Regions from separate parts of the Homo sapiens genome. Here region 1 is linked to region 2. The links are chromatin contacts, found by Hi-C or POLR2A ChIA-PET in ENCODE. All regions are on one chromosome and are shown on one strand. Each heading gives the region's core, a stretch centred on a gene start or an enhancer-like site at or near the end of the contact. The rest is flanking DNA. Distances are from core to core; before and after follow the strand shown.

The links. A loop is a pair of places that touch in the nucleus more often than their neighbours do. ChIA-PET counts read pairs that join two places held with the same protein, here RNA polymerase II (POLR2A). Pooled maps may share reads with other maps.
Region 1: a loop to region 2 is called in a map of posterior vena cava, with 4 times the contacts of the local background. The contact joins two enhancer-like sites. A Hi-C loop is called at or near these places in 7 of 168 maps with a recorded cell type or tissue (Caco-2, HepG2, MCF 10A and 3 more) and 4 of 50 pooled maps. POLR2A ChIA-PET finds 5 or more read pairs at or near these places in 2 of 52 experiments (MCF 10A and WTC11).

Annotation. Positions count from the first base shown.
Region 1 is chr15:80,657,825-80,664,363 of GRCh38, forward strand. It overlaps the pseudogene RNU6-380P. Among named protein-coding and RNA genes, the nearest start is that of ABHD17C, 34 kb to the right of the region's middle. Within about 2 kb of position 1,692, at least 2 of the 41 ENCODE cell types and tissues checked have a DNase peak (open chromatin) inside an H3K27ac peak, as active enhancers do.
Region 2 is chr15:80,972,282-80,979,780 of GRCh38, forward strand. It overlaps MESD (mesoderm development LRP chaperone), which reads right to left. Exons shown (of 3, transcript NM_015154.3): 3 at 3,471-7,196. The coding sequence ends at 6,938. Among named protein-coding and RNA genes, the nearest start is that of MESD, 14 kb to the right of the region's middle. RefSeq lists silencers at 5,287-5,581, 6,447-6,741. Within about 2 kb of position 5,435, at least 6 of the 41 ENCODE cell types and tissues checked have a DNase peak (open chromatin) inside an H3K27ac peak, as active enhancers do.

The sequences.
Region 1 (6,539 bases), core at 442-2,941, 320 kb before region 2:
CTCACTGCAACCTCCACCTCCCAAGTTCAAGGGATTACCCAGCCTCAGCCTCCCTTGTAGCTGGGACTACAGGTGCGTGCCACCGTGTCCTACTAATTTTTGTATTTTTAGTAAAGATGGGGCTTTACCATGTTGGCCAGGCTGGTCTCAAACTCCTGACCTCAGGCGATCTACCCGCCTTGGCCTCCCAAAGTGCTGCGATTACAGGTGTGAGCCACCGTGCCTGGCCAATTTTAATATATTTAATCCAAGATATCTAAAATGTTTTCTTTTTTCCCCTTTATTTTTAAATTTTTTTAGAGACAGGAGTCTTGCTCTGCCTCCCAGGCTGGCGTGCTGTGGGGCAGTCATTGCTCACTGTAGCCTTGAATTCCTGGACTCAAGAGAACCTCCCATCTTAGCCTCCTGAGTAGCTGGGACTACAGACATGAGCCACCACGCCTGGCTTAAATATTTTCCACATTTTATCCTAGCCACCTTTCAAGAGCTTAATAGTTGAATGTGGCTAGCGGCTATCATATTGGAGAGTTCTGATCCAGACTCATTCCCAGTAATTCTTCATATCCACGCAGAACTTTAGAGGCTACAAAAATCCCCCTACACCTTCTCTAGTTTGTTTCTTGAAAATGTGATCAATGGATTTATGACCTCCCTGTTGGAGATCAGAAACTGAAGATCAGAGATATGAACTGATTTTCCCAAGATAACCCAGCCAGTCTGAAAGTAGCAGAGGTGGAACCCAGATCTGGCCATTCAGAGTCTAATTCTGTAATGAACAGAGCAGTAATTCCCAAACTTGTCTGTATATTCAAATCACTTGGAGATCTTTAAAATTTCCAAAGTCTAGCCACACCCTAGATGAATTAAATCACAAGATCTGGGGTGGGACACAGGCGTCATTAGTTTCTGAAGCTCCGTGATGGCGTCACTGGGCAGCCACTTTTGGGAATCACTGGTATACATTCTTGTTCCTCAAAGTGTGGCCCATGGACTCATAGTATCAGCATCACTGGGGAGCTCGCCTTGTCAGAAAGCCATCTTCTCAAACCCACCCCAGACCTACTGAATCAGAACCTACCTTTTAACAGGATCTTCCAGATGATTCCAGTGCATGATAAAGCTTGAGAACTCTAAAGCATAGCATACTCCTTTTAGGTGAAATAAAATATAGTCCAGTACATTTTCATTATGGAGTTTATTGAAAAAGGCAGTAACCATGGTTTCATATTGGTAGCCATTATGTTTTCATTAAATTAATATTATATAATTAGGGTGCTGCTTTCTTGGTTTTATTATGACTGTATTTCTGAATGATTATTATACACTCCCTTTCTATTGCACAGAATTGATGTAAGAAGACTAGGGAAATTGCCCTGAATCTCTTTCCATGCATTTCTCTCAACCTTTAAATGCACCTTTATTTAACAACAAAAGTTCAACTTTTTCCCCCTCATTCAATCAGCAGACTTTTACCAAGAACTTATACTGTATATGATGTTGAGAGGTGAGATGAGAAATAAAAAAAAAAACCACTTCAAGTCTTTTTGTATGTTTTCAAGAGGCTTACAGTTTGTAGCAAAAAGCTAGCACATGCACCCAAATGGCTGTAAAATAAGAGAACACAGGGCACACCATGAGGGTGTGTAGATAAGGTGCCCTGTGATTCAGGAATAGGAGAGGCCACTTCCTGCTACTAGGATTAGGGAAATTGCCATGAAGGAGGTGACCTTTGTGTTAAAGGATTTGGACATTCAGAGGGGAGGGAAGCTGTTTTTACAAGAGAGAACGACCTCCCAGGATGGCTTCAATCATTAGGTGAATACTGATATGTATTAGTCAGAATGCCTGGTAGTAAGGGACTGATATCCTACTCAACCTAGTTAAAGCTGGAAGGAAGATTTTGGGCTCAGAGAATCTACAGATGTGAACAATCAAACTGTGGAGAGGACTCTGGAACATTGGGAACCACAGACTCAAAAGCTTCCAGAACTCTTTCTTCCTATTTTTTTCTTTATGTCAGTTTCATCTTTTCTTCCTTTAGACTGGCTTTTTCAACATGAGAGAAGCATGGCTGCAAACCACTCCTGTCTATTTACATCCTACACCTTCCAATACCAGAGAGTGAAATCCCAGATTTTTGGTAACTGCTTCAAAATAATATGACGACGGAGGAAAAAGATGGATGTATGGCTGAACCAAGATAGGTCAATGAATCATTGTTGAAGCTGGGTATTACACAGATGGGAGTCTGTTATGCTATTCTGTTTGTTTGTTTTTTTAAGACCCAGGACAACACACTGAACATTATGCTATTCTGTAGACTTTTGTACATGCTGGATGTTTAAATTTTAAAAACATCCCCATGAAGCAATCATACTTAGCTTCTCTTGAGTCAGACACCTGCCTCTGGATCAGGCAACAGTGGCCAGGGAATGTGGTGATGGAGGAACTTGGCAGTTCCAAAGAGAGCCTCATGGTGGGGACTGTGAGGTAGGATAGAGGAGCTGTTCCTGGAATAAAGGAGGCTCTATTTCCAGAGGAAAGGAGGGAAGGCATCCAGGGCAGAGATGATTGATTTACAGTGACTCCACCTTGTTATTATCAGCCTCCATTTCTCTCTCCTGGGCTCTAGGCCCATATTTCTGAGAATCATCAGATTGTCCCAACTGGATGTCCCTGGGCACCTCTAAATTGACACATTTAAAATCAGACTCTTCATCATCTCGTGTTCCTGCAATGTTTTCATCTTCCACTCAGTACTCTAACCAGAAATTTCTGAGTCATGTTCAACTGATCCTGCTTCCTCACCATTCCCATATTTCAGTTTTGTCATATCTACTTCTGAAATAATTATTGACTCCATCCCTTCCTCCCTATTTCCAGCTTCGCTACACCAGGTCAGAAGTCTCCTAACCTCAAGGGCTCTGAAGTCCGCACCACCTCATACAAGACATCACAACTTTCTACAACACCTATTTAATCTTTTCATCCCTGGGCTTCAAGTCTTCAAGAATTTCTTGTGGTCTCATAACAAACATAAGGCATCATGAGCTTAAGCTCTTATAAGGTTGTTAAAAATCGGGTCTTAGATTACTTTTAAAGCTTTAAAGCTTCTCACCTCCCAATATCGTATACAGTATAAGTGCTCAGTAAAAGTCTGCTGATTGAATCAGGGGAAATGAAAGTTTAACTTTTGTTGGAAAGCAAAGGTGCAGTGTCATTTAAAGCCATTTATATTCATTAGGCTACACACAACATGCACATCTAATTCTCCTGTACTTTTGCTTATGGCTCTTCCTTCTACTAATTTATTAGTTATAATTAACAAGTAATTGTGTATTTTTGTGGAGTACAATGTAATGCTTTGATCTCCAATGTATGCATTGTAGAGATTAATCTAGCTCATTAACATATCAATCACTTTACCAACTTATCACTTTTTTGTGGTGAGAATATTAAACATCTATACTTTTAGCAGTTTTGAAATATACATTATTATTTCTTTTTTAATATTTTTTTTATTTTATTTGACTTTTTTTTTTTTGTTTTTTGACATGAGGTCTCACTCTGAGACCCAGACTGGAGTGCAGTGGTACGATCTCAGCTCACTGCAGCCTTGGTCTCCCAGGCTCAAGTGATCCTCTCACCTCAGCCTCCCAAGTAGCTGGGACCAAAGTCATGTGCCACCATGCCTGGCTAATTTGTGGTATATTTGGCAGAGGTGGAGTTTCACCATGCTGTCCAGGCTGGTCTTGAACTCCTGAGCTCAAGCAATCCACCCACATTGGCCTCTCAAAGTGCTGGGATTACAGGTATGAGCTACCGTGCCTGGTCCTGAAATATATGTTGTTATTAACTATAGTCACCATGCAATTCAGTAGATCACTATGTTATTTCTTATCTGTAGTCTAAATGAAAGTTTGTACCCTTTGACTAACAACTCCCCTTTCTCTATCCCTCCTTCTCTGTGAAGCCTCTGGTACCCACCCTTCTTTCTACTCTCCATTTGCATGTGATTGAACTTTTTTAGATTCCACATATAAGTGAGATGATACATTATTTGTTTTTCTGTGCCAGGCTCATTTCACTTAACATGATGTCCTCTGATTCCATTTGTGTTGTCTCAAATGACAGACATTCCTTGTTTTTTAAAGGTTGTATATAGTATTCCATTGCGTGTGTATATACCACATTTTCTTTATTCATTCATCCACTGCTAAACAGTTAGGTTGCTTCCTATCTTGGCTGTTGTGAATAATGCTGAAATAAACAGAGGTGTGCAGATGTCTTAGATGTTCCAATTCCAATTCCTTTGGATATATACCCAGAAACAGAGTTGCTGAGTCATATGGTAATTCTATTTTTGGTTTTTTGAGGAACCTCCACATTATTTTCCAAAATGACTGTACTTGCTCCTTCTTGATTATGGACACATTGGCTCAATTCTACAAGATTGGGCTTAAAACTCACCTCCTTCATGAAAAGCCTCTGACTTCTTCAGTAGTCACTTCCTCTTTTGTGCTCTTAGACGACCTTTTAGTATGGCACTTCTAATGCCATGCAGTAATTATCCTTTTTTTTTTTTTTTTTTGCCTTCTTATCCTCCTCCCTGGCAAAAGCCCAATTTTAATCATCATGATGTATCTCTTGTACATAATGCAACAAAAAAACATTTAAAAAATAAATTTGAAAGCTACAACACAGAATAATGGGCCCTCTTGGTTACAAGGGATCCCAGCATTCTAGTTCAGCCACCTGTGACAGATTAGACTTTGACATAATCAGCTCCAGTGAAGGGAACTCTCTCCTGAGGGAGCCCATTCTATTTTTGGAGAACTTTTGTAAGGTCCCTCCTTGTACTGACCCTTGAATCCTTCTCTCTGCAATTCTTGCCAATTAGTCCAAGTTCTAGTTCTTGGAACCTCCTGAATGACTATTGGACTTCAGAAATCAGCTCTCCTGTTCTTCAAACTAAACATCAAACATTCTTTCAAGAACTGCTCACAAGGCACAGGTTGAATTTCTAAGCTTCTGCACATGCTTCAGCTTGTCTCAATCTCTCTGTATATGTGGCTCCAGAATTGTGTATGATAACAGGTGTGGTCTGATTGGGAACAGGACATCAACAAGGAAGTCTCATGAGTAAGAAGACTCGTGAGCAATATTGAAGGCACGGCTGATGTTGTGCAATGAGATACCAATTTCCACAGCCAAGCACAGCAGCCCATGATGAAGAACAAAGGAGACAGGTGTTTGTGTTTTTATTTATTTTGAGATAGGGTGTTGCTCTGTCACCCAGGCTGAAGTGCAGTGGTATAATCACGGCTCACTTCAGTGTCAACCTCCTAGGCTCAGGTGATCCTCCTCCCATCTCAGCCTTCCAAGTAGCTGGGACCACAGGTGTACGCCACCATGGCCAGCTAATTTTTTTCATTAATATGTTTTATAGAGACATGGGTTTTACATGTTGTTCACACTGGTCTCGAACTCCTGGGCTCAAGCGATCCTCCCACTTCCTCATTCCTAAGTGCTGGGAGGGATTACAGGAGTGAGCCACTGCACCTGGCCTGCTTGTGTTTATTCAGGGCTACAGATTGGCAAGGTAAGAATAGTGAAGGATCACAGAAAAGGAACCTCTCTGGAATTCCATTTCATCCATTTATATCATGTTCTTCACACTGTCATCTTGAGAGCAGTCCCCTCATTCTTCAAAGACTTCGTCATCTAAAGTGAATTTGTTCAGACTTTCCTCTGTAAGTTTTCAGAAGTTATTGATTTTTAAAAAATCTATCCCTTCTTCTTATTTGATGTGGCAAAGAGAAAGACACTTTTCACATTATTTTCCTAACAATATGTTGCTTAAAATTTGATAAACTAGTAATTCTTTTGAAATTACACGAGGAAACAAAATAAACCTTATCTCATTAGATTTAAAAAGAATAAAATAGTGCTCACTTCAGCAGCACATATACAAAAATTGGAATGATACAGAGAAGATTAGCATGGACCCTGCATGAGTATGATACACAAATTTGTGAAAAATAAAAATAAAAACATAAAATGGAGTGTCCAAGTCACCCATGATTGGTGTTGTTCTGTAAACATGGGAGAATCAGACTCCAGGGCAGGGTGCCATGAAAGAAGGAATGGGCTTCATGGATCTCTATTCTTCACTGTAAGATTATGGGGGGTGGGGGGTGGGAGCTGGGGATCAGGGAGATGTGTGGAACTCTCCCTTCCTGGAGTGCCCATTTCAAAATTAAAGCAGGAGCAATTTGTTAGACATAAAGAAGAAATTTCTGACGATCGGGGTCTCCAAATATTGGAACACTTCAACAACACGAAACATCAACATTCTGTGAAACAGCAAACTGACACATGACTAGGGAAGGAATGTCCCTCAAGAGGGTCAAGATTAATATTCGTGTCCTGGAGATAGGGCGTCCAGATCAGAAGGGCTTTAGATTGAAATTAGAGGAGGAGACAAACACCTAGATAGACTTGTGAAACCAGTTGCTATGGAAGACAGGTGTGACTTC
Region 2 (7,499 bases), core at 4,185-6,684:
TTAGGGCAAGTGTAGAAACTTAACTAACACACACATTCTTGCAATTCACTGTGGCTGCTGCACTATTAATGCCTCAGCTATCAAATCATCCAGTCTCTGGCTGAGAGAGGATCTGATTTGTCAACCTGGTTGATGGTGACCTGGGTCAGATGCCCACCTCTGGTCCAAAAGACCATGACCATCCAGGGAGGGTGGGAGAGCAGGGCAGGGCTGTGCATGTAAACACAGCAGCCAGAGCTGTGGGTAGAAGTACATGCTCCTAGAAAGGGACATGGATCGTGAGGCAGAGATTGGACTCAGGCACGTGTAAGTAACAAAACCATGCCTGGTCCAGCCCTACTGTCTTCACTACATGAATCTGTTAAGTAGAATTATGGCACAGCAAGAGGACGGGAATATTACACAGCCACTAAAACGCTGAACGCAGAGACCAGGCAGCAATATAAAAACTTCATTACAGGTTGGGCGCAGTGGCTCACGCCTGTAATCCCAGCACTTTGGGAGGCCGAGGTGGGTTGATCACGAGGTCAGGAGTTCGAGACCAGCCTGGCCAACATGGTGAAACCCTGTCTCTACTAAAAATACAAAAAATTAGCCAGGTGAGGTGGCAGGTGCCTGTAATTCCAGCTACTTGGGAGGCTGAGGCAGGAGAATCACTTGAACCCAGGAGGTGGAAGTTGCAGTGAGCCAAGACTGCACCACTGCACTCCAGTCTGGGCAACAGAGCAAGACTCTGTCTCAAAAAACAAACAAACAAAAAAAACAAAAACCTTCGTTACTATATAACGCTGAGTGGAAAAATTGTAAACCAAATTCTGTTTCTGCTATGATGACAAATATGTGAATATAACGCTCAGATGTAATGGACTCAAAGGGATCTTGGCCAAATGAAAACAGCTTGGATAGCTGGGACGGTGTGATGGTAAATGAATTTCTTCCTTTTATAGAGAACTTTTAACATTGCTGTGCTATTATTTTAATAAAAATAAAGACTTCAAGGTGGGTGAATCACTTGAGCCCAGGAGTTTTGACAGCAGGCTGGGCAACATGATGAAACCTCGTCTCTCGAGAAAACAACAACAACAACAACAACAAAACCCCACAAAAATTCGCCGGGTGTAGTGGCGTGCACCTGTAGTCCCAGCTTCTCGGGAGGCTGAGGTGGGAGGATGGCTTGAGCCTAGGAGGTCAAGGTTGCAGTGAGCCATGATTGTGCCACTGCACTCCAGTCTTGGCAACAGAGGCCCTGTCTCAAAAAAAATAAATAAATAGTTCAGTTCTTACTATGAACACAAACCCTGGGATTCAGGGAATATGAACTTCTAAGCACAAGGACATAAATACCAACCACAGACTGCAGGAGAAGGTGGTGAATCTGCCCCTGGCCCTGCCAGCCCCGCCTCACTGCCTCACCCTATTCACCCCCTCGACAGATCCTGTCTTTATTTAGAATGCTCATCTTTTATTCATCATGGTTTTTGTTTTTTTTTTAAAGAAAACATTTTTTGGTTTTTAAAAATATTGCATTAAAATACTATTTAATTACCGAGTTTTGTGCTGCCCTTCAAATTGTGTGCCTGGGGCAAGTGCCTCCTGCCTTTGCCCAAAGCCACATATTGCATGACCTTTCTTCTCCGGAGATCGGAAGAGAAAGGGTTACTACAGAGTGAAGCAAAGAACATCCCAGCCTTTCCCTTCCTGAGGAAGGGACTCTCTGCTATCACGGGGGAACTCTCTGAAGTCTTGGCAATCATTTTTCCTTGTAATAGCAATTATGGTTCCCCCCCCCACTGGGGAGAAGAACCCTAGTCTAGGACACTCAGGAAAGCCACAGGAGAGCAGAGGCTACCTGTCAAGCAGAGCCACACACAGCCTTGTCTGAGCCCCTCTCCTTTCCGGTTCAGCTATAGGAAAGCTGAGAGAAGGCAGTACTCCGCCCTGGAACTGCAGCTCCTGGCGAAGCAGACAACGCTCAGATACGGAGGGAAAAGAGCCAGCGAGAATTCACCTGTGACACTTGTACAGGCTGAGGTCTAGGAAAAGCTGTGTCTGCCTAATAAGCATGAATAAGAGAGGGAAAAAACAAAGATGTGGCATCTACCCAAACATTTTGGAATTAGAAAACAGCAGCAATAAAAGAATGTAGCACACAAATACAGATAAATATTCAATCCTGGGGGAAAATATAACCCAAGGTGAAGATTCTCCATTTGGATTTTTTGAGTAATAGAAGTTAATAAAAACTTGAATTTTAATAAAAACAGCTCAAACATGAGATAAAAACGGAATATTTAAAAATATAAAATGTGTATCAGAGCTAAAAAAAAAAAAGAAACCCAAGATACCAATACAAAACTAAAGTTAACAGAAGATAAATTTTTCCAAAATAATGGGGGAGGGGGGAGCTGAATCTGCAATCAATTAGAAATTACACAGCATGCTCTAGAAGGATTAAGAAAAAAGATTCAGAAAAAAAAAAAACAACACTAAGACTTTTCCTAGAAAAATTACTAAATGTTAAGTATGAGTTGCATAAGTAAAAAGGAGCTGAATGCTATTTATTAATTTTAAAAAATTATTTAAAATTTTTAAAATTTTTCAATTAAAAAAAGAATGAAGAATCCCTAAGGAGTCTAAGAAAAAGCAGTCATAAAGGAAAAAAATTTTTAAATCAGTTACAAAATCCCCCAAAACAAACAAAGAAACATAAAATCAAATTTAAAAAAAGAAAAAGAGAAAAAGCAGTCACTTCTAGGGGAAAGACAGGGGTGGCCTCACACCTCTCCAGTGGAGCCATGTGTAAGAAGAGCTGAAAGGTAGAGCTGGGCGTGGTGACTCACAACTTAATACCAGTGAATCGGAGGCCGAGGCAGGAGGATTGCTTGAGGACCAGCCCAGGCAACATGGTGAGACACCTCCATTTCTCCAAAAAAAAAAAACAAAAAAAAAAAAACCTAGCCAGGCATAGTGGTGCATGCTTGTAGTCCTAGCTACTCGGGAGGCTGAGGCAAGAGGATGGCTTGAACTCAGGAGTTTGAGGCTGCAGTGAGCTATGAACACACCACTGCACTCTAGCCTGAGTGAGACAGCAAGAGACCCTGTCTCTTAAAAAACAAACAAACAAACAAAAAACTTCCAGGGAAAAAAGCAAGGCTCAGAAATGTCCTACCCTGCATGCTCTTGTCCAAGCATAAAGGCGGACACTGTGGGTGCAGAAGGTGGATATTATGTATCTTGTCAGTATACAAACACTATTAAACAATAATCAGGGACACAGGAAAAAGTTTGTGAGTTCCTTTCCCTTGTTCAGTGGTTAATGCATACTAAGTTGGTTTAATTTAAAAAAAAAAAAGAGGTTTAACAGTATAAGGGAAACCACCAGAAGTACAAAAGCCACAGTATCACCATCAAAACCAGAAAGCCTGAGGATGAAGAAGGAAAGATGTGTATATCTGATACAGGTTTCATAATTGATAGTCAAAAGATATCATCCAAATTTATTAGATCACTAGATATTAAAACAAACAAGACAAAAAGGAAGACAAATTCATTAAAAACAGGACATTTCTCCCAGCTATTTGGGAGGCTGTGGTGGGAAGATCAATTGAGCCGGTAGGTAGAGACTTCAGTGAGCCGTGATCCTACTGCACTCTAGTGAGGGCAACAGAGTGAGACCCTGTCTCAAAAACAAAAACAAATGACATTTCTCTTAAAAAATTTTTGTTTCGTTTTTTTGAGACAGAGTCTCATCCCGTCATCCAGGCTGGAGTGCAGTGGCCTGATCTTGGCTCACTGCAACCTCCGCCTCCCGGGTTCAAGCCATTCTCCTGCCTCAGCCACCTGAGTAGCTGGGATTACAGGCCCGCACCACCACACTCGGCTAATTTTTAGTAGAGACAGGGCTTCACCATGTTGGCCAGGCTGGTCTCAAACTCCTGACCTCAACTGATCCACCCACCTCGGCCTCCCAAAGTACTGGGATTACAGGCGTGAGCCACTGTACCCAGCCCAACATTTCTTTTGCTCATGAATCTGCAGACTGGGCAGACTGTTTCTCAGCTCAGCTTATGTTGGCTCCCCTCAGTGTCAACTAGGATTGCTTGAAGGCTGGGGCTGGAAATGTTTAAATCTTATCCACATGTCTGTGCCTGGGCTGGGAAGACTCATGCAGCTGGGGTTGGAGCAGGTGGGCCTCCTGGGTATCCCTCTCTCTACGTGAAACACTGTACGCAGCCTCTCCAGTATGGTGGCTTCAGGGTAGCCAATTAAGATATGGTTTTACAATCTATTAAACTGGTAAATGTGATGCCCAAGGCTGGCAAGGATAGATCTATTGTTGGCAAGGGTAAGCTGACTAAACCACTTGGGAGGGCAATTTGGCAATACACACCAAAATGTTAAATTCCGTTTGCTCTAATAATTCTACTGCTAGGAATTTACCTTTCAGATATAAACAAAAGTGTACCGAAATATTTTGTATGAAAATGTCCACTGCAGCACTGAATATACCAGCAAAAAATCTGAACACTCAAGTGTCCATCAGCAGGGACTATGCAGTGAAACAGTGGTTCAAACCTCACCATCACCCTGCTGATGTAGGACACCTTCAGCTATGGCCTGCACTACTGAAGCACCTCCCAGCTCACGGCTCACACCTGCTGGGGTCCTCTTCTGATCACTTCTCCTGTGCAACCAGTGCAACCTGGACTGCCTTTCACACCCACCCCATCACAATTAAGATCCACCAGGGCGTCCCAAACTCCTACCAAACTCCATGTGCTACGCTCCTCCAACCTGGGCCTGCACTGGGCCCCAGCCTCCCCGCTGGCCTTCCTGCTGCCTCTCCCTCTGCCACTTCTAGCCACAGGGTCTTAGCTCAGACTGTTTCCTCTGCCTGCCTTACTCTATTTCTCCTCTCCTCCTCTTGCCCTCAGAGAAGGCCTCTGGTTTTCTTAACCTGGTCAGGGAAGATTCTACCTCCCCCTACCCTGCCCCTTTCATACTTCTAACAGCTGCCATTTTACTTTGTACATTACTGACATTTGTCTTCCCCCACCGAATCATTGAGTTTTACGATAGCAGAGGCTGTATCTACACCGTCCTGGCACCTTGTAGTACCTAGTACATAACAGACACACAGAAACTACTGGGTGAAGTGGGGGCACACTGCACAGGAAACAATGAGACAGATCTGCACATTCTGACATGGGAAGGCTCCTAAGTGGAAACAGAAGGTACAGGGCGGAGTGAAAGCTTTGCTACCTTTTGCTTAATTAAAGCAATTATCTCATCAAAACAGCTGCTTTATACTGGGCCATTATGGCTATGCAGGACAGTAACCCCATCAAACTGCCCTGAGTACAACAGAAAAAGCCCACAGACAGGGCTTGGTTCAGCCACGGCATGATTCAGGGACTCGTTTATGCCACCAGGGTGTGGCGCTCTCTCCCCACTGTCAGACAGTTCTCTTCTCCAAGGGCGGGGCCTACAACAGCTCCCGCTCCAGGTTCAAGATGCAGGAGGAACAAGAAAAGCCTCTTTCAGGGCCTAGTACCCTAGTACGGTAGATCACACAGGCCTCACCCTGGAGAGGGCATGGCCTGGAGGGTGGGGGGACTGCAGGGCAAATGTCCCATCCAAAGCAGAGAACTGAGAATGCAGAGGGTGTGGTTCTTTCGAGGGAAATGTGAGCAGCTACCAAATTAAGGGGAAACAGATGCTGTGAGGCCAAAACAAACATACATCACCATAAGTACATTTACATAAGTAAATGTACTTTTTTTTGGTGGATGGGCAGGGAGGGGGATGTGGGGGCACAAATTGTTAACAGCAGCTTCCACTGGGACAAGCTACCACCGGCGGCAAGAGAGGGATACACTTTTCACTTTGTACCATTCTTTAACACTGACATTTTCTAACCATGTAATGTGCTACTTTTAATTTATTAAAATCACAATTGAGGGTTTTTCCCAAAGAATTTTAGTTCTTAGAAATGACATCTGTATATAAATGTTCTAACTCTTATTCACAGTAGGCTCTAACATGAACGGCAAAATCAGACATCAACAGTAGCACATCATGTTACTCTATACGAAAGCACAGATTTAGGCACTTTATCAAAGAAAAATGTTTAGAAACAAATGAGGTTATTGAGTCGTCTGTCACACTCTGCAAAGGACTCTGATTCCCTACTTAAATCCTTTAAAACTGTCACATTAAATGGAACATATAACCCCTCGACACCAGCAGTACTCTTTCCTAAATAAGGAAACAAAACAGAACCCCTAACTTTACAGACCACATAAAACCTGACAGACACCAAGAGTTCTCTTACTGATGAGTAAGATTCAAGTCAAAGAAATTCAAAACTACTTAGGATTTCAAGTGACATATTTTCTATTCTCCGCATTTCCTGCATAGATTTTGGATTTACACACCCTGGCTTCCTGGCTACAGACATCTGAGTTCACAAAGCATATTTTACCTTTAACATAATGAAAATGATGTATATGGCATGAAGAGTTTACTCAATTAAGTCAAGAGTTTTAAAGTCTTCTCTGATCAGAATTTGCTATCTGATCAGAGCAGGCCACCCAATCACAGCAGGTGCTTGGAGGGGAGTGGAATCTCAGTAGAGTTGATGACTCACCAAGTGTAAATGGGAAAAAGCAACACAGTCACATTTCCATGTAAGGAGATTTTATAGTAAACATGAATTTGTCAGTGTCCAGTATTAATTAGAAAACATCTGTCTTCTTACTTGAAGCCTATTAAGCAGTAATTCTTTGACCACAAACTGGTCATGTGGCAGACCCTTTCTAGAAGACACTAGAATGTCATCCGGTGTGCAGTTGCCTGAGACCACTCCCACCCCAGGAGCTGGGCAAAGAGCTCTCCACGTCCACCTGTCCCCCCACAGCGCGTCACTGCTGCCCCATCACAGGTCTTCTCTTTTATTCCCAGCTCGATTTTCTTCCTTGGAAGACCGAGATTTCAGATCTCCTTCCTTCTTTTTTTTGCCCTTGTCTTGCTTTGTTTTATTTTTCTCTTTGCTTCCTCCTCCTTTGCCGGGGTACACCTGGCCCTCCAGAGTTACATCAGCACACCTGTCTTGACCGACCAAAAAGTCCTTGATCTCCCAGGCGTAGCTCCCATCGCGAAGCATGAAGATAGCACGGTCTGATCCCACAATGAACCTTGGGCAGAGAGATGCAATCAGTCAGCCAGCACGTACTAGTAAGGTGCTAAGGGGTCAGAGCAATTCTCTGGCACTTATCAGTTTATTTCAAATTCTACATGAATATGGAATGAAAAATTGGATTTTCCAAAGCCTAGCAGCTACTGATATCTCATGTATTAAAATACTAGCTTGCTGAACTATTAAACATCCAGCTCAGATCAAAATAGAAACAGACACTGGATGTTCCTTTGTTGTATAAATGGATGCCCGTGTTAAAAGTGAACATTTGGAAAACCTCCCTAGGACACTGCAGAGGTGG